Regions from separate parts of the Homo sapiens genome. Here region 1 is linked to region 2. The links are chromatin loops, found by intact Hi-C in ENCODE. Cell type or tissue: heart left ventricle. All regions are shown on one strand. Each heading gives the region's core, and the rest is flanking DNA. Links, peaks and the distances in the headings are about the cores only.

Region 1 (8,000 bases), core at 1-8,000, 300 kb after region 2:
TGAATTATCTAGGAACATATGATTATTACAATAAATGTATCTTATAAAGTGTATTAGTCTGTTTTCATGCTGCTAAGACACACCCAAGACTTGGCAATTTACAAAAGAAAAAGGCTTAATTGGACTCACAGTTCCATGTGGCTGGGGAAGGCTCACAATCATGGTGCAATGCAAGGAGGAACAAGTCCCATCTTACACGGATGGCAGCAAAGACAGAATAAGGAAGATGCAAAAGCAGAAACCCAATAAAACCATCACATCTCATGACACTTATTCATTACCATGAGAACAATATGGGGGAAACCGCCCTCCCACAACACATGAGAACTGTGGGAGTACAATTCAAGATGAGACTTGGGTAGGGACACAGAGTCAAACCATATCATTCTACCCCTGACCCCTCCCCAAATGTCCTCACATTTCAAAACCAATCATGCCTTCCCAACAGGCCCCCCAAAGTCTTAACTTATTTCATCATTAACTCAAAAGTCCACAGTCCAAAGTCTCATCTAAGACAAGGCAAGTCTCTTCCACCGATGAGCCTAATAAAATCAAAAGCAAGTTAGTTACTTCCTAGATACAACAGGGGTATAGGCATTCGATAAATACAGCCATTCCAAATGGGAGGAATTGGCCAAAACAAAGGAGCTACAGGCCCCATGCAAGTCCAAAATCCAGCAGGGCAATCAAATCTTAAAGCTCCAAAATGATCTCCTTTGACTCCATGTCTCACATCCAGATCATGCTGATACAAGAGTTGAGTTCCCATGACCTTGGGGAGCTAGACCCCTGTGATTTTGCAGGGTATGGCACCCCCACCCGGCTGAGTTCATGGGCTGGTGTTGAGTGCCTGTGGCTTTTCCAGGCACAGTGTGCAAGCTGTCAGTGGATCTACCATTCTGGGGTCTGGAAGATGGTGGCCCTCTTCTCACAGCTACACTAGGCGGTGCCTCAGTAGGGACTCTGTGTGGGGACTCCAATCCCACACTTCCCTTCCGCATTGTCCTAACAGAGGTTCTCCATGAGGGCCCCACCCCTGCAGCAAACTTCTGCCTGGGCATCCAGGAATTTCCATACATCTTCTGAAATCTAGGCGGAGGTTCTGAAACCTCAGTTCTGGACTTCTGTGCACCCACAGGCTCAACAACATGTGGAAGCTGCCAAGGCTTGGGGTTTGCACCCTCTGCAGCCACGGCCCAAGCTCTACACTGGCCCTTTTCAGCCACAGCTGGAGCAGCTGGGATGCAGGGAACCAAGTCCCTAGCCTGCACACAGTGCTGGGACCCTGTGCCCACTTTTTCCTCCTACACCTCCAGGGCTGTTATGTGAGTGGCTGCCGTGAAGACCTCTGGCATGCCCTGGAGACATTTTCCCCATTATCTTGGGGACTAACATTTGGCTCCTTGTTACTTATGCAAATTTCTGCAGCTGGCTTGAATTTCTGCTCAGAAAACGGGATTTTCTTTTCTATCACATTGTCAGGCTGCAAATTTTTTGAACTTTTATTTTATGCTGTTTCCCTTTTAAAACTAAATGCTTTTAATAGCACCCAAGTCACCTCTTCAATGTTTTGCTGCTTAGAAATTTCTTCCACCAGATACCCTAAATCATCTCTCTCAAGTTCATAGTTCCACATATCTCTAGGGCAGGGGCAAAATACCACCAGCCTCTTTGCTAAAACATAACAAGAGTAACCTTTGCTCCAGTTCCCAACAAATTCCTCACCTCCATCTGAGACCACCTCAGCCTGGACCTTACTGTCCATATCACCATCAGCATTTTGGGCAAAGCCAAGCAACTAGTCTCTAGGAAGTTCCAAACTCTCCCACATTTTCCTATCTTCTGAGCCTTCCAAACCGTTCCAACCTCTGCCTGCTACCCAGTTCCAAAGTCGCTTCCACATTTTCAGGTATCTTCTCAGCAATGCCCCACTCTACTGGTACCAATTTACTGTATTAGTCTGTTTTCATGCTGCTGATAAAGACATACCCAAGATTGGGCAATTTACAAAAGAAAGAGGTTTAATTGGACTTACAGTTCCACATGGCTGGGGAAGCCTCACAATCATGGTGGAAGGCAAAGAGGAGCAAGTCCCATCTTACATGGATGGCAGCAGGCAAAGAGAGAATGAGGAAGATGCAAAAGCAGAAACCCCTGATAAAACCATCAGATCTCCTAAGACTTATTCATTACCATGAGAACAGTATGGGGGAAACTGCCCCCGTGATTAAATTATCTTCCACCGGGTCCCTCCTGCAACACATGGGAATTGTGGGAGTACAACTCAAGATGAGATTTGGGTGGGGACACAGGGGATACAGAACCAAACCATATCATAAAGTGATATGTATTTCTTCCAAACTGGGACATATTTGAGACTGACAGGGGCCAAAACAAAAAGCATAAATTAGGGCTGTCCTAGGCAAAATGGTATGCATGATAAGCTACTCAAAGCAAAAGTATTTGGTACTTTCAACTCTAGGATACTCTTAATACCAAACAGAAAATCTTGTTAAACACAAAGGACTGTTTAATTCTTATTTTTTTAATAGGCCATTCTGTAAAACAACATGGGCAGAAGTTAACAGAAACCCACCAAGACATCATTTTGTATCACTTACCTTTGTGAGCCAGTGTTACACCCAAAATAACCCAGACCTGTCATACCATCTTCACGTTAACCTTTGGGGAAGTTGCTGTTTTGACTGTGTTTTTATAGAAATTGAAATAAGAACAGAAATTATAACAATAGCAATCAAACTTAAGGTCAACTACTAATTCTCAATATTATTTCCATATTTCTTTCTAAGGAAAGAAAGGGAAGCTTTCATCTTATTTTAAATATTTCTTTTTCTTTTCCAACTTAGAATTTGTATAATGTCTAATCCTATAGAGTTGATTAGAAATACCAAATATGTAATTTAAAAACACAGCAAGGCCAGCATTATCTAACAAGGATTTTTCTGTATCAGATTTTATGATTATACTGACAAATCTACAAGATTATTATTTAGAGTGTAAGGAAAATACAGACTTATTGACAGAGTCTAGAAATCATTAAGATTCTGTAAATACATTTAAATCAATCTGTCATGCAAATCATTGTGTGTGTCATTTCAAAAGATAATTTAAATTAAGAATTTAGCCAGCTCCTCAGGCGGGGCCTTAAACAGTAGCAATTCTAGTATGTGGACAGCACAGTTCAGGTCTCAGCTTTAGATCAGCAGGTCCTGAAACCCAATTTTATCAGTGTATGTGTGTACCAGACCTAATTTAAGAGTTAAGCCATAAAAATAAAGTTGATAGGTTTTGTCACTCTACCAGACAGTAATGGATTAACACAAACAGAATTATCTTCTTTGGCTTCTCACAATCCATGCACACCACTTCTCTTCTGCTAAAACATTCTTTATTTTTAAACAGTATAAAACAAATGATTAAGTAACAGCAGCTAAATCGAAAGTCATTTATTCATCCTAGGCCAGGCATGGCAGCGAACACCTGTTAATCCCAGCATTTTGGGAGGCTGAGGCAGGAGAATCATTTCAGCCCAGGAGTGTGAGACTCGCCTGGGCAATACAGCAAAACCTTGTCTCTTAAAAAAGAAAAAAAAAAAAAAAGAGAGGGAAAAAAAGTCATTCATCCACCTTAGTAACTATAATTAAACTATAATCTTTCACAAATCTACGCAACAGATTTTGAAACTCTCCAAGGGTGTGTTAATTTTGCAAATCGTCCATTTTATTCGTGGTAAGATACTTTTTATTAGTTTCACCCTCAATGTGTGACTATCTCCAGGTAGTTGGGGAGAATTTATTAAAGGCTCCATATCGGAGCTGCCCTATGGGACAACTCTAGGGAGCATCATTCACACAGAATGCCTGAGTGGTGTTATGTACCCAGCCCTGTCTATATACACTTGTTTTATAGAAAAAGTTGGAAATAAAAATATTTATCCTAAAATTTATCCTGAGAAATTAAATAAGAATACATGAAGCACCTAGCACAGTCAGTGGCACACAACAGAAACTTCATAAACAACAGTCCCAGTATGTAACAATCTTAGTGAAAAAAGGAGGCAATTATATTGTGATAAGTGACATATGATAGAGATATTCATATCCTTATTTTTGGCTTTCATCTATTATCGAAGTTAGAAATCTGTTCCTTTTTCTCCTACATTAGAACAATGGGTATAATACAAAGCAAAAGACAACACTTTCTATTTAGCTCACAAAACACTTACTCCATATTTTATATACTTGACTATTTCTCTTATAACTCTCAAGAATCCTATAATTATACTCTACCCTTCTTATCGTGGTCATAATTCAGTATTACTATGATCAACTACCTAAATTCTGACTCTTCCACTAGATATAAGTTCCATGAGGAATCTTTATTGTTGTTGCTCTTGTTGACAGGGTCTCACTGTCACCTAGACTGAAGTGCAGTGGTGTGATCTCAGCTCCCTGCAGCCTCGACCTACCCAGGCTCAAGTGATCCTCCCACCTCAGCCTCCCGAGAAGCTAGGTGCGTACCACCACACCTAATTTATTTATTTATTTATTTTTGTATTTTGTAGACACGGGGTTTCACCATGTTGCCCAGGTTGGTCTCAAACTCCTGAGCTCAAGTGATCTGCCCCACCTCAGCCCCCCAAAGTACTGGGATTACAGGTGTGAGCCACCACACCTGGCCCATGAGGAATCTTAAGTCTTGCCTTATGTATCCTTAGTGCTTTACATTATAGGAAGTCCATAAATATTATTAGCAGGGTAAAAAAATGAGTGATTCAAAAATCTCATATCACATCCTTAACGCTTCAACTGATTTTTCTTATTGCACTTCTCTCAACCATGTCAGATCCACTGAGGTAGGCTGCCTCAAACTCACCATCTCAATACAACAGAAATAAAACTAGAACATTTCCTCTGTCCTTGACAAACCCTTTCTACATTTCCAACTATGCTCTAAAAAACAAATATTAACATTAAGCATCTGAAGATAAGTCAAAATAATATTTCTTTATTCCATCAATCTATACCTAAAGAATGACTAGGTCCATGACATCAATGCCTCAAAACTAATCATAACCTCAGCAGGAACTGCTGCTAGGGCATCTCAACTTTTTGCTTGTCTTCCCTGTCTCTCCTCACCATTGTTATGCTTAATTTTATTTAAAAGGCTCCAACCATCCCAAATCCTACTCAAGACTAATGTCTTAATAAATAAAGCCTAATCTCATGAATAAATATCAACCAGTCCTCAATATCATAATATAGTACACTTACAATTATATGTAACATCTATTTCTGGCCTAAATGGAATAGCTTGCTAAAGACCAACACTTCTACAGTGAACAACTAAAGTAGGCTGATAAAAAGAAAATGGGGGAAAAAAATTGAAAGCATCAAAGAATTGCTAAACTGACCAGGCCTTGAAGGGCCAAAGTCCTAAAGAAGAGGGAACAGAAGTGAAGTAAGCCAACATTCTGAAGCCATTTTCCTCAATATATTTATCAATTCTGGCACAGGGCAAGAGAAGAAGGATCTGGGCAAAGAGCCCAGATTGAGAGCTGCTATTAAGTGGCAAAAAAAAAAAAAAGCATCATTTCCGCCAATCTCTTGAGGATAGAGAGAGAAAAATAACAGACTGGAAAGGCCAGAATCTGGGGAAAGGTAGGCCCAGAACCTGGCCTAACATTCTGCCAATATTCCCTCAAAACTTCTGATAAATCCTTAAACTGTAGGGAATAAGAGGATAAAAAGTCAAGCAGAAAGGCAATGAAAAACAAGATTTAGAAAGTTCATAATACAAGGAGAAATTAATTGGAATTCAGGGCCTACCAGTGAGACAAAGTCTCAGTGAATACCCCAGGATCTCTGTGGGAACTCTTGAAAGACTGCTCCTAAAAGCAATGCTAACAAAAAGTGATAGAGCTTTGTCAAAAATGGACCCCAAACTGTAATTGAGAGGTCTTGTGGAGACACAAAGGTTAGAGTTTAGGATCTACCAGGGGGGAAATCCCAATGAATATACCTGGCTCTTGCTTGGAAGCTCTAAAGGGTTATAGCTTGAGACAGGAAGGGCAGCAATCAGAGGTAGACTGACCTCTATGAAAACTACAACCCATCCTGAACCCACTTGGGCCCTTTGCCAATCTGTTCCCAGTCTATCTTCCCAGGAAGAGAAAAGCTAAACCCTGTACAGAAGAAAATAATATCATCTGGGGCCTCTAAACTATTTTATGTGCAATATCCAACAGTAAACATAGCACTACATAGCACTGAAGTCTGAATAGCCAAGGGCAAATGCAGCAGGGGCAATGAGAAAAGGTACACTAACTAGTATGCCTCCAAATTAAGCCAGTTTCCTCATTTATCTCCTTTCACCAGTTCTTTTGAAAGAAAGAATAGTTACCTTATTGAGCAGAGACAAGATTTAAGATTTTACATTTTTTGTTACAGAACATTTCAATTCTGTATTGAATCAGTTATGAAAATAAAGAAAAGTAGAGAAAAACCCTTTAGTTTTCAAAAAGTATTAGGGATGCCAAAATATAAGATCATATGACAATAAACCATACACAAAAAAGTGAAAACAGAATGCACACTGTCCACCTTCCCATTCACACACAGGTACCTTCATACCTTGACCTCTGACCTCACCTACAACTGGGATGTACCTAGAGATGTGGGGTAGTTCTCCTTACCGCCCAGGTTGGAATCCAAGCACGGGGGTAAAGCGGGTGAGGAGAAGAGGCTCGCTTCTCTACCATCCTTCATGATTCCTGACCCCCCAATCCTTTTTCCCATTTCCTTTGATGTTATTTTATTACAGCTTTTTAAATATTTTTAAAAAATTATTTAACCCTTGGCAGCAGAGACTAAGGAGGGGAATAAGGAATTGCAGACTCTGTATGACTGAAATAAAGAGAAATAAAAACAACAGAAAGGGATCCAGAATACAGGACTTTGAAAAAAATACACACACACACACATTACATATATATATATTTTTATATATAGATTTATATATATATTTATATATTTTATATATATATATATATATATATATATATATATATATATATATATATATACACACACACACACACACACACACACACATATATATGTTTGGCTAAAACAAGAGGAATTTATTCTCTCATAGTTCTGGAGGCCAGGGGTTCCACATCTGTTCACTGGGCAAAAATCAAGGTGTCAGCAAAGATGTGCTCCCTCTGGAGGCTCTAGGAGAGAATCTATTCCTTGCCTCTTCCAGTTTCTGGTGGCTGCCAGCAAGAAAAATATTTTAAAACTATGAAAGAAAATAGAGAAAAAGAGGAAGAATTTCAATACAGCATTAAAATCTGTTTTAAAAAAATGCAAATGGTAAAGAGCAGTTTTTAAAATATGTAACTAATTAGCTTGTGTAGTTATAACAAAGTAGACATTAAGACAAGAATATTTCTAGAGATGAAAAGAAACATGTCCTAATAACAAAAGGGAAAACCAACAAGGAAGATATAGCAATTATAAATCTGTATGTACCCAATAACATGACTGCAAATAGACATAAAGCAAAATTTTGAGGAACAAAAACAATTCCAAAAATTCACAATCATATTGGGAGAATTTAACACAGCTCTCTCCAGAGCTCTCAGGACAAGCGGACAAAAAAAAAAAATAAATCATTAAACATATTGGATATCTGACACACATAATTAATAAATGTGAGGAATGAATAAAAGCAAAGCACTGTACCCAACAAGAGATTACATACTCTTCTTAAGTGGAAATAGAACACATACCAAAATTGACAAGGTGCTGGGTCATAAAGCAAGCCTCAGTAAACTTCAAAGTATTGAGATAATTAAAAGGATGATTTCTGACAAAAGTAGACTTAAACTGGAACTCAATAACCCAAAAATCTCCAGTTGTTTGAAAATTAAGAGATATACTAAATAAGTCAAAAGAAATCACAATGAAAATTAA
Region 2 (11,925 bases), core at 1,915-9,914:
CTATATTAGAAAGAAAACAAAACTTAAGCTCAACCAATCAAAAGTAGCCAAAACCTTAGAAAATTATTAATATAATTAGGGACGTTCCAATAGGATATACCAAATAAGGCAACTGTATAACTATAACCAATCAAATATTGTGCTTGCTTTATTTCTGTGTCTGTTCTGTAAAAGCCTCCCCTTTGCATTCCCTCAGTGGAGCTCATGAACTGCTTTTGGTTTGGAGCTTCCTGATTCTCAAGTGAGTGCTCAAATAAGCTCTCTAACATTTTATTATGCCTCAGTTTACCTTCTAACATAACTGAACTCATTTGACTTTGTATAAAGTAAAAATATCATAAACCTTAAAACTATCACCAGTCCAATATTTTAGGAAGCATTTTATTAGTTACAAATATAAACCACCCACCTATTATTATAAACTGAAATACCAAGAGTAAACTGAAGATCATCAGGGTCATAGCATCACTATGGAGATTAAGTACTGCACTCTTTCACTATCATAAGTGATGATTTACACTTGTAAAGAAAAAGATCCAGGAGAAATATTCAGCCTGAGTGTATGTGTGTGTGTGTGTTTTTTTTTTAGTTCTCAAAAGGAGAAAACATATAAACTGATATAGTACTGGATAAAACCACAGACTACTAGGTAGCTCAGGATGCAAAAACAAACAAAGATTAAAATTCCAAACTGAAATATTTGAGAAATAATTATCCTTTGGTAAAACTCGCTGTCAAGAAGAAATTCATTTTTAATCATGAAATATATTTTTCCTATGCTATTTTTGCTTTGCTTTAATTTGCTATTTAGCAATGCCTGAAATATTAATAATTTGTTTAATAAATTCCTTCTAACTCTTAATAGATTTTTAATGAAGAAATCTGTCTTAGAGATCTGTCAAGAATTGATATTGCATACTTTCTGAAAGCGTTAAATTATTGACCTGCTGAACAGTTTCATTTGAACCTCTATCCTTTTCTTGCCATTTTCTATGTTCAGATATTCTTAGAAGCTTTGTGAAATGTAAAAATTATTGATCCTATAAGCCATAATAACAGGTATTTTAGGAATAAGAAGAAAAATGTTTCATCCACATAGTCAATTTATAAAAAATAAAATCTTTTATTCCAGATTAAAATGGTAAATCACTTGTAATTAGCCTGATAGGTAAAATAAACCCATACTACTTAAAACCATGAATGAAGATAGAGGAAAAAAAAAAAAAACATTCCCATGGGGGCCCCATCGTTGATCTATTTTCTACAAAACACGTAGCTAGCTATTCCTACATGGCTGCCTAAATGCCAGAGCTGTAACAGCTCCAGATAAATCCCTTTCTCCATGCAGATTTTCAACACTGGGAAGGTCAGCTCTGGAGTTCAACAAAGTCAAGGTGCATTCTATCAGAATGGCTGAGATGCTGACTCCCCTATTGTACTCTTCCCTGGATTATGACAATAAAACACAACGCTCAGCTTTGAAAATAAGTAAACTTGTGAAGACAGGAAATGTGTGACACTTTCATACCCCAGTCTCTTCATGACCCCAAGAGAAATTCATACAGGGTTTATCTCTGTAGATTCTGAAGACAAAATGGATCATGACAAGCCTGTAATATTTGCCATCAATCAGATCTGGATTTAATCCCCGGCTTCTCTATTTACTAAATATTTGACTTTTTTATCATTTGTTTATCTGAATGTGTTTCTTTATAATGTTGCCAACCTTATAGGACTGAGGGAAAGATTAAAGGAGATAAAGTATACATTTTCAAATGTTTGTTACCCAACCCAACACATAATTACTGCTTAATAAAAACTGGTGGCTATGGTAGTGGTGATGGTTGATCCCTGCCCCCAACATAAGTTCCAAAGCCAATACTACAGAAAAGGATAAAATACTGTGAATTAATCCCTTAGAAAAGCTCTCACTAGATGTCATCCTCTTACACCTAAAGGACTAACCAATGTTGAGATTAAAACTCAGAGATTTGGTTTTAAGTCTGCTATGGCCCAGGAACACAGAGTTTGCAGACTAGGCCCAAATGCCCAGTTAGAACCAGTGAGCAATAAACAGTATTGGGGAATGATTTTAAGATTGGGTCAGACAGACTTGAGTTCTCTAGGGTTTTTTGGGTCTTTTTTTTTTTTTTAAACATTTCTCAACGGAGCAATCATGGGAAATCTGCTTGAATTTTCTACATCTCAGTTTCCTCATCGGCAAAATATGAAAATCATTACATCTCATTACTCTCACCAGTTACTTCATGGTAATATTAGCAACATAGTTTGGATTAAGATCCTCAGAGATATTCTAGATTATAAACATTATGCTTTTTGTGACTCTGTGTTTCAGAGTTTCCCAAGCTATATGTCCCTAGAGACTTGTTCTGAGAGATGCTCTGACAAAAGAAAATAAGAGTTAAGTTCCATGGTTAAATACATTTGGGAAACACTACACCCTTTTTGGAGAGTCACAGTTAACATTGGCATATTGAAAGCCTTGAGAAATCCCACAATATAGATAACACAGACAGTGCTGATGCGTTCTGATGGTCGCAGAAACCAGCTCTGACCAACCCACACCCATTGTAAGGAGTTGCTTGGCCCCACAAAAGGAATCTACTTTGTAACTATTAAGTGGACTTCCACCTTTGTTTTTCTCTCTTAAGGTTGCCCTGATTCATTCAAAGAGGTAAGTACTGGAAAGAGGGAAAATGACATATAAAAGAACTAGATAAACTTGAAGGCATTAGCATAATTCATGTGCATCAATGGAGCCTGGATAGTTTACAGTGATAATCACATACATTTATGGATATAATTGGGGATTCCGTGAACATTTAATTACCGACAAATGGACTGAAATCTGAAAATCAGACCAAACCAGACTGAAATCTGATTTCCAAGAAAAAAATCAGGAATGTTACTGTTGTACTTTTTAGGACCTAGCAAAACAGCAGGGCTTGTCAATTGATACATTATGTATAAGACTTAATGCTATTCACTGGGAATATAATGAGTTATAAGAGATAACCTGCTCTCCTAGAAGAGTGCTTAGCACATAATAGGCCTTTAGTAAATATTTGCTAAATATAGGAGCACATTAAAACACAAATCTTACTAGACCCCATAAAAGGGCTGGATTTACAATACAAAATGAAAAGAAGACAATGCAGGTATCTTTTATTAATGCCTAGTATTAACTGATATAAATGCACAGCAAATAGTTTCAAATTTTCAGCTAGATTCTAACTTCTCAGTTGTATAAAGAATTATGGATGAAATTAGCAAAAGAGCTAGTTTAGGTTTTGCATGGAAAAATCCTGCAATTTTGGTATAGATCTACAAGTGAACAAGCCATGTGTCTTATCTAATTAATTCAGACATCTGGGTTCATACTTTGAGTGATGACATGGCTGGTGGAGTCCAAGAGTGTCCAAGGGACACATTACTGCATGAAAACACTCAAAGTTTGGGTTGGAGTTCATCAGAGGGATAAGCAAGTCCAGCTTTCAGGAAGAAGTTTTTTTTTTCATACAAAAGACTAAAACTTGAAGATAGAGTGAAGTAATTAACCAAAACAGGGAGGAGCACAAATATAAGGGAGAAGAGCAGCTCATAAGCTCAGAGGCAAAACCCAGCTCAGAAACAGAGAGGAAATCAGAAAAGAGCTGGGAAGGACATATTTGATGACACCAAGAAATTTTGTATAAAGAGTTTCTTATGGTTTAGTTGGATATTTGTAATTTGACTAAAGAGCAACCGCTTTTGTTACAAGACTATTTTCTGGCAGCCAAATAGCTTCTGGTATGCTGGGAAATTCAAAGGAAAGAAAGAATTAACTCATACAAATTGCTTAGAACAGGAAAGGAATGCATTTACCCTTATGGGCTGTTATGGACTAAATATTTGTATCCCGAGATTCATATATTAAAACCCTTACCCCTAATGTGACGGTATTAGAAGGTGGGGACTTTGGGACATGATGGTGAAGCCCTCTTGAATGGAATTAGTGCTCTTATTAAAAAGATCCCAGAAAGATCCCTCACTCTTTCCACCATGTGAGGACACAGCAAGAAGACAAGCTGTCTATGAACCAGGAAGTGGGCCTCCTCAGACACTGAATCTGCTGGAACCTGCATCTGAGATTCTCAGCCAGCAGGACTGTGAAAAACAAATGCTTGTTGTTTAAACCATACGGTCTATGATATTTTTGTTATAGCAGCCTGAACAGACTGAAACATGGACATTCTAAGATCATGAGAGGCCAGAACACACTGGATTTAGAGCATGAGGCCTGGGATTCAATCTTGGCCCTACCAATTTATTTCTAGTTATTTTACATTACGCAAGTCATGGAAACTCATGAGTTTTAAAGACTTACCTAGTTGGTAATAGGTATTTTATAGGGATTACGTAAAGGTTAAATGACTGTCTATAAAAGTGCTTTTTAAATTACTTCCTACATAATAAGTGCTAAAAAAGTAGTTTTCCAAATATTTCCTCATCAAAAGATTATTAGCAATTTTTTTTATTTGATAGGAATGGGCCAATGTATCTAAATCTCCTTTTTCTGTTTTCAGGAGAAATTTATCTGCCAACTAAATTACAGAGGAATAAAGTTGAATAAGGAGGGCAGTTTTGTGGCCTAGCTAGATATCTCCCTGACTTTAAATTTTGCTCTTATATGTGATATTATATTGCACCCAAATATTTCTAAAACTTTAGATGCACTTTTCACTGCAACTTTACTATGATCTTCATTGTTTTGTTCAATATATGTTTATAATAATATTAGGATATTTTCACAAATTATACATACTCTTTGCATGTTTTAATACTGCAGAGACATATGGAATATTAGGATACCAAATTGGATTTTTTTCATGCCAAACTGTAGCATTTAAAAAAATACTGTTTCTATATCATATTTCAGTTTGAAGTACTTTTTAATGGGGCTTAATAATATTTATATGTAAGTATTTAATAAAGCCTTAATTGAATAAGTCATGTTAAAATGTAACCACAATAAGTTATTAGCTTGCCTATATAAATGCCAACAAAAATAATGCCAATTTACTTGTCTAATTCTTAAGTCAAACACAAAATTGCTTAATACATTAAAGAGAAAAAACGTCAACTTTTCAAACAAAAAATTTATTTTATAGAATATTAATGTTTTGAAACTTCAAGAATATCTACTTCTGAAATTAGGATCCTCTGTCCATTAGTCAATTAAATATATGTGCACAATTAAATACATCTGTATTAATTTCTAATAAACATGAGGCTCTGAGGTCAGATAGCCAAGATCCCAATGTTTACTATTTGTGGCACTTAACCTTACTTTTTTTTTTTTTTTACTTAGGTTCCTTATCAGAAAAAATGGAAATTATCTCATAAAATGACTACATGAATTGTATAAAGTGTTTTAGCCTAGGACATAGCACACAGTAAAACCTTAGTTAATATCAGCTCTGTAGGACTAATAATATAACTCTATCCCGATTCATTTTTTTAACCTATACAATTTAAAAATAATTTAAACTACATCAGGGCTTAGGTAAGGCCTGAAATATTACATTATACTTAATTATAGATGACGACCTCTGCTATGAGTCTTTTGTAAAGGTATTTTTCACACCTAGTATCATCCTGGTGCCTCATCTCCTTAGGTAAAACTTCTTCTTCATCCAAATATCCGAAAAGGTGTTAAACAACTCAGGTAAGACTTCTCATTTAAGGTCACTCTAATTACAGCAGCAACAACAGATGTATATACATTCACTAATAAAAGAATAATTTGTGGTTGTGTCCCTCTGAAAGTTAAGCCAGAAAATTTTAGATTTTATTGAGACATAAAAAGAAACATTGCTCTCCAAGTCAAATTCTCTATTATTAAAATATGTCATCCTTTATGAATTTCATAAATAGCAAACCCAGGAACAGAGTAACCATTTTAAAAAGTCTGGAGGGGATTCCATAACAACATTTAAATACATTACTACTCAAACAATTTGATTGGATTATAAAATATTTGAAGCTGCAGCTGTAGTTGTGATGTTTACTGTTGATTATTTTGATTTCAAGATCCTCACACAAAAAATACAAGTTTACAGAACTATTTATATTAAATAAGTGCACTGTAAAATGAAATGTACATAATATATATTTACCTAAAAAGGACAAAATTAGAAATAGCAAAATAAAATCATAGTTCTTTAAAAGTTCTATCTCCGAATAGGAATAGTTACCTCAAAACCAAAAAGACTAAATACATGTTCTAGTTGAAAATGTATTGAAAACTAAGCAAAAGACATTAATGTGAGTTCTGGTTATCATAAAACTTTACAATAGTGAACTACACATGATTCTACATAAATCTAAAAACATTTTGCAAACATGAAAGCATTTATAACCTAACAACTATAAAGTAATAATTCTATTATTTTATTTTTGAAGATCAGGCCCAGAATTATATAATGAGATTTGACTTCAAAGTGGCAAGTTTTATCAGCATGTTCTACCATCACATATTTAAAGAAATCAGGTGAATGGATTAAAAAAATAAAGATACAATAATTATATACATATGTGCTCCCTAGGATGTTAAAATAATATGGGGAAAAATGCAGCTGAAAGATTTCCACTGTACCCAACTCCACTTCCCTACCAAAGCAGAAGATGGAACAATGATGACTAGAAATCTTCATGAACAAGAGGAAATTCCAGTTTCTAACTGAAACCTTACTATAAACAGTTATCTGCGATAAGCTGTATTTGTCATAAAAGGCTCAAGCTGCATTGACAGATCTTACATCAGGGGTCCCCAACCCGCTGGGCTGCAGACCAGTACCGGTTTGTGGCCTGTTAGGAACCAGGAAACACAGCAAGAAGTGAGTGGTGGGCAAGCCAGCATTACAGCCTGAGCTCCGCCTCCAGTCAGCCCAGCAGAGACATTAGATTGTCATAGGACCACAAACCCTGCTTGTGAACTGTGCATGTGTGGGATCTAGGTTGCACGCTCCTTATGAGAATCTAATGCCTGATGAGGTGAAACAGTTTCATCCCAAAACCACCACTCCCCATGCCAGTTTCGTGGAATTGTCTTCCATGAAATTGGTCCCTGGTGCCAAAAGGCTGGGGACTGCTGCACAAGCCTCCCATTAGATGGAGAAATAAATACCTCCACAAATGTTTCAATCTTAAGAATACCCACCAAGGGCGGGCGCGGTGGCTCAAACCTGTAATCCCAGCACTTTGGGAGGTCGAGGCAGGCAGATCACTTGAGGTCAGGAGTTCGAGACCAGCCTGACCAACATGGAGAAAACCCATCTCTACTAAAAATACAAAATTAGCCAAGCATGGTGGCACATACCTGTAATCCCAGCTACTCAGGAAGTTGAGGCAGGAGAATCGCTTGAACCTGGGAGGCTGAGGTTGCGGTGAGCTGAGATCGTGCCATTGCACTCCAGCCTGGCAACAAGAGCAAAACTTCGTCTCAGAGAAAAAAAAAAAAAAAGACTACCCCCTAAAGAACCATAGTCAACTATGGTTCAACTATAAACAACTGCATTTAACTTCAGGTTAGCCTATAAGTTTTGAATATTCACTATATCGACCCACCCTCCTTAAGCCCAATGATAATAATAATAATAATAGCACTACAATTTTTTTCATGTATGATATTGGTTTTCAATTTTTTTAATTTTAAAAAACCTCTTTGTAATCACTAGCCCTATCTGACAAATGAGGAGGAAACTAATGCTTAGCTAATTAAGTATCTTGCCCAAAGTGATGCAGCTCATAAATAAGACAGCTTAGACCATGTGTTTTACTAAGTCAGAGTAGAGAAAAGCCATTTACAGAAGTGTGGAGTGACTGTCTGGCTCTGAAATTGGACAGATGTAATTTCAAATTCCAGTTTCAACTCTTTGGAAAGTCACTTAAGTTCTTCTACCTTCTGTTTTCTCATTTGTAGAATAAGGATCATAGTAGTATCTGCTTCATAAGGCTGTTGTGGGAATCAAATAAACTAGCGTATGTAAAGTACTATTTTAGAAGCCTAAATAAGTGACGAGTACATGAAACAAGTATACACAATGTAAATTTTCAAATGTACAATCTCTAGATTACTAGCTGATGAATCATTAGGTTCTAATTAGGGAAACAGATATTATCCCCTAAAATTTGCTAAAATTTGGTCAGGAAGTCATTTATGCCTTAATGTTGATTAATAATCCATGTATCTAGCTGGCTTGGAGAAAGAATACCAACAACCTGGGAGATAATTTGTTGAAATACAAGAAACAACATGTAGGAAAAGAGAAAGGTAAAGAAATTAGCACTAGACCTACTCACTCTCTCACTTGATCAGCCTTTACTCCCTTACCTCCAGTTCTTCCTTTTCTGCTTTTATAATGGGTGCTTGTGGTATAAATAAAAGGAGGTCAGGCTATAAATTCAGATGACCCAAATTGAAGACGAGTCTTTCATAGAGTGACCTGAGATCTCAATATCTCTGAGTCCTAATATATTCATCTGCAAAATAAAGATGATAATGCCTGCTAATACACCTCATTATGCATGTGAGAGCAGTTTATTGTATATGTGTATTTTATTATCTAAAATTAGTCATACTAGATCTAGATGTAGACTGGTTTCCTGCTTTCAACCAATTTATGACTAAAGTTTTTAGAGTCTTTAAAATATTTAGTTTGGGGTAATGGTATCTAGATATTTTAAAACTTTTCCAGGGTAGCATACTGAACTGCTTATGATATAGAAAATTTTCACTTTTTTTTGACAAATGAAATGTTGATATAGCTTTACTTTAATGGTTAAGAGAGGGGATGGCTTTGAATACTTTGGAGACACATGTGCAACCTGTGTTTTACATGCAATCCCTATAATATAAAGATCTTTCATATGATAAAGTTTTCTTTATAAAGAGAGAGGATTTACAAGTCACACATGAAAAATAATCTTGTTATTTTACAATCACAGTTTGCAGCTGCCCTGTATATTCATTATCTAGAAGGTAAAAGTGGACAAATATAATTTGGTAAGGTTGATCATTTCAGAGGTGAATGTAGACTTTGAGCTTTATTAACTAAAGTTGAAAATTAGACCACCAGATTTCAACTACCCAGCAGTAATTAATTCCAGCATGTGAAGCTTAATTAAGGAAAAACAAAATACATTGCAAATTGTTGAAAAGAAAAGCCACCAACTGATGACACAGGACTATTTAAATATATTAAAGAAATGGTGCAGTATGTTAAGCATGTAATTCCGCCAAAATTCTCCCAGCTTTATTTTGTCTTCCTTTCCATATCCTTGGCTCTCAAAAATTCATTCTCAGTTCTTTGGCAAAAGAGACTGGAAGAGACCAGAAGGAGGAGAGGGGGAGTGGACAGCTCATGCTAATGCCACTTTTCATTTCATTTTTTTTGAAAAATCCTACTTTGTGCATATAAAATATAGTTCATTTCTTATCCTGAGAGTTACCCTGGCATATGGCTCAATTGGAAACATCAAGGTTTTTAGTTCTTTTTAAAATGGCTTGCCTCTTTTCCAGACTTTTCTTCAGATGTATTGTCAATGCCACTTTTAGAGTCTATCACCCTTATATTGGTAAAATCTTCTTCACTTTCTGGCCAGGAAGGTACTGACCATGATGGTAAATGAATAGTGAGTGGGACAAGTCTGGGACTGATTGTGAAAGCACCCATCTAAGCAGTTCCTTTTTCAGATATTATTGAGCTTGTGTTGTTGGAGTTTTTAGTAATATAAAAGACATGTTCTCTAGACCCAGAAAGAAAACTCACTTCTACTTTTTACTCTTCTATTGAGTTAAGTAATCCAAAGGCATCTATTGAACTTTATAATCATGCTCTGAAATCTGTGTGCTCAATTGAAATTCCATGAGCCCAGTCTAATCCTGATCCTTCTTGATAAAATACAATGCTGATTAATGCTGATCTTAAGAACATTTCTATGTATCTGAAGATTTTTAAACTCAATGCTTGTCTGGTCTGGTATTGGCATGACTAAAATATCCAATTTTAAAAGTTGAATGTGGGCTGTAAGAATTAATATCTTGTTCTATTGACCATCTTGGTTAAAGTTTTTGGTTTGCAAAGTATAAAAATACTTGTCCAATTTAATTCATCAAGACTGTTCTGCATTATTCTGCAATAAATCCTGTATAGAGTCCACTGAATGCATGGAATCATTGGATAATGGCAGACTCTGCCCAAAGAGGGGAAAAAAAGATAGCCTAAAAGTAAGTATCAAATAGGGAAGTTTTGAGTATGAAATAAAAGATAAAGGTAAAAGAAAACTGGAGGGAGATAAGTAGTTTGTTCCTTATTTTTCCTAAATGGAAATATATTTTATAATGTTTTATAAGAAATATAAACAATATTTCTCTTAAAAAGTATAAAAAGTGTTATTCTTTGTTTGCAATGCTAAGAAAGTTTTCATGATACTTTATAAAAGTGACTTTCGATTTCTGGCTGGCAATAATTTCTGAGTCCTGAGGCAATTGTCAGTCACTTTTTCAAATTGGAGAATACAGTAATAGTTTTAAGAGTATACCCTTATTTTCAGCTCAATATGTACATTCTAAATCTAAATATCATGTGTAAACAAGTATACATAGAGCTTCATGTGACAAAAATATACAAGTTATAAAAATTCATTCACAATCAGTAACATACAAATGTCTGTATCCAGAAATTTTGAAGGACTGAGCAAGGTTATATTTTTCCTTAGCACATTCTTCATCTATTTTCCATTTTTCTTACCTGGCAGGCAGCTAGGGGCTACAGAGTCAAATAATGAAGTTGTCTTTCATTTGGATATAGTTTATTAATGGGAAAACACTAATCCATTAATCAACCGAAGTCAGTAATTTTTTTTTAAAAAGTATCTTCTTTGGTAACAGAGATCACATACCTCTTAAAAAGGAGCCATTATCTCCATGGGTTTCTCAGCTGAAGTTAAAAGTCTAAAAATGATTTTCATTCATTCCTCATTAATATGCAAAATTATTCAAATTAGATAGTAATTAACCATCTACTCAGTAGAAAACCTTTTCATGATAATTTATGATAAACTCAGTTGCCGCTTTGATTGAGATTGATTTTTGGTGTTGAGAATCTATCATGAATACAAAAAAGCACCTGAAAAAATATTTTTAAACACCTAACTTATTGCTTAGCTAATTACATGGTAGCCATCTTCACAGACTGTTCCAAAGAGAAGCTTATCAAATAAGATCAGTCCAAAAAAAAGCTGTGCAGTGCATACACTCTTCCCATATTTATAGTAAATCTCAGCCCAGAGCACAATGTCTGGATGCCTCTGTTTAGTTGACTCATATCATTTTTGGACTTATTATTCTTTAATTGAACTAACTGTCACACTCCAGATAAGACTGCCTGGCTAATACAGAATTTCAATAAGAGGCAAACTATGGAAATTTTCACATATCCTCACGATCAATTGATTTCACAGGATATTTTACTCAATGGGCTCAGTTATGATTTGTAAACAGACTTCAGTTTTACTTTCTGCAGATGAGAAAGAGACCTCAGTAGTAGGTGATGAAAGGGTGATTATTATGTGCTTGTCAGGCTAGTGGAAGTCATTTTCATTCTCAACAACAAAAGCTGGAGTTGAGTATCGGTGACCATAGGGTACGCAACTGGATCTAAACACTGAAGACTGCTATTCAAAACGTTGCTCCCTGAGAGTAACAAAAACATGGGGACACAGTTAGTGACCTTCTCTTAGCACTTTTTAAAAATACACAAAGGAAAACACCTACTACTTTCAGTACCTATTTGGTTGCAGAGATCAACTATGGGTGAGAATTCCTGTGGCAATAGATGAAAAGGAAAATCTGACTCCGGC

Evidence for each region. Peaks named below come from ENCODE experiments on the same cell type or tissue, not always from the same donor. Only the 100,000 strongest peaks of a DNase experiment are listed, where the experiment ranks them.
Region 1: it touches region 2 in a loop (2.8-fold over the local background); 7 of 110 quality-filtered maps call a loop at or near these places.

What each region holds. Positions count from the first base shown.
Region 1 is chr2:58,210,112-58,218,111 of GRCh38, forward strand. The region is part of intron 5 of FANCL (FA complementation group L); the gene reads right to left. Among named protein-coding and RNA genes, the nearest start is that of FANCL, 27 kb to the right of the region's middle. In heart left ventricle, for the core only: no CTCF peak of the experiment used is centred there; no DNase peak of the experiment used is centred there.
Region 2 is chr2:57,908,900-57,920,824 of GRCh38, forward strand. LOC124907770 (a long non-coding RNA gene) reads right to left here and starts at 7,423. Exons shown (of 2, transcript XR_007086325.1): 1 at 7,382-7,423; 2 at 5,142-5,822. It also overlaps a transcript of VRK2 not described here. RefSeq lists an enhancer at 1-168. In heart left ventricle, for the core only: no CTCF peak of the experiment used is centred there; no DNase peak of the experiment used is centred there.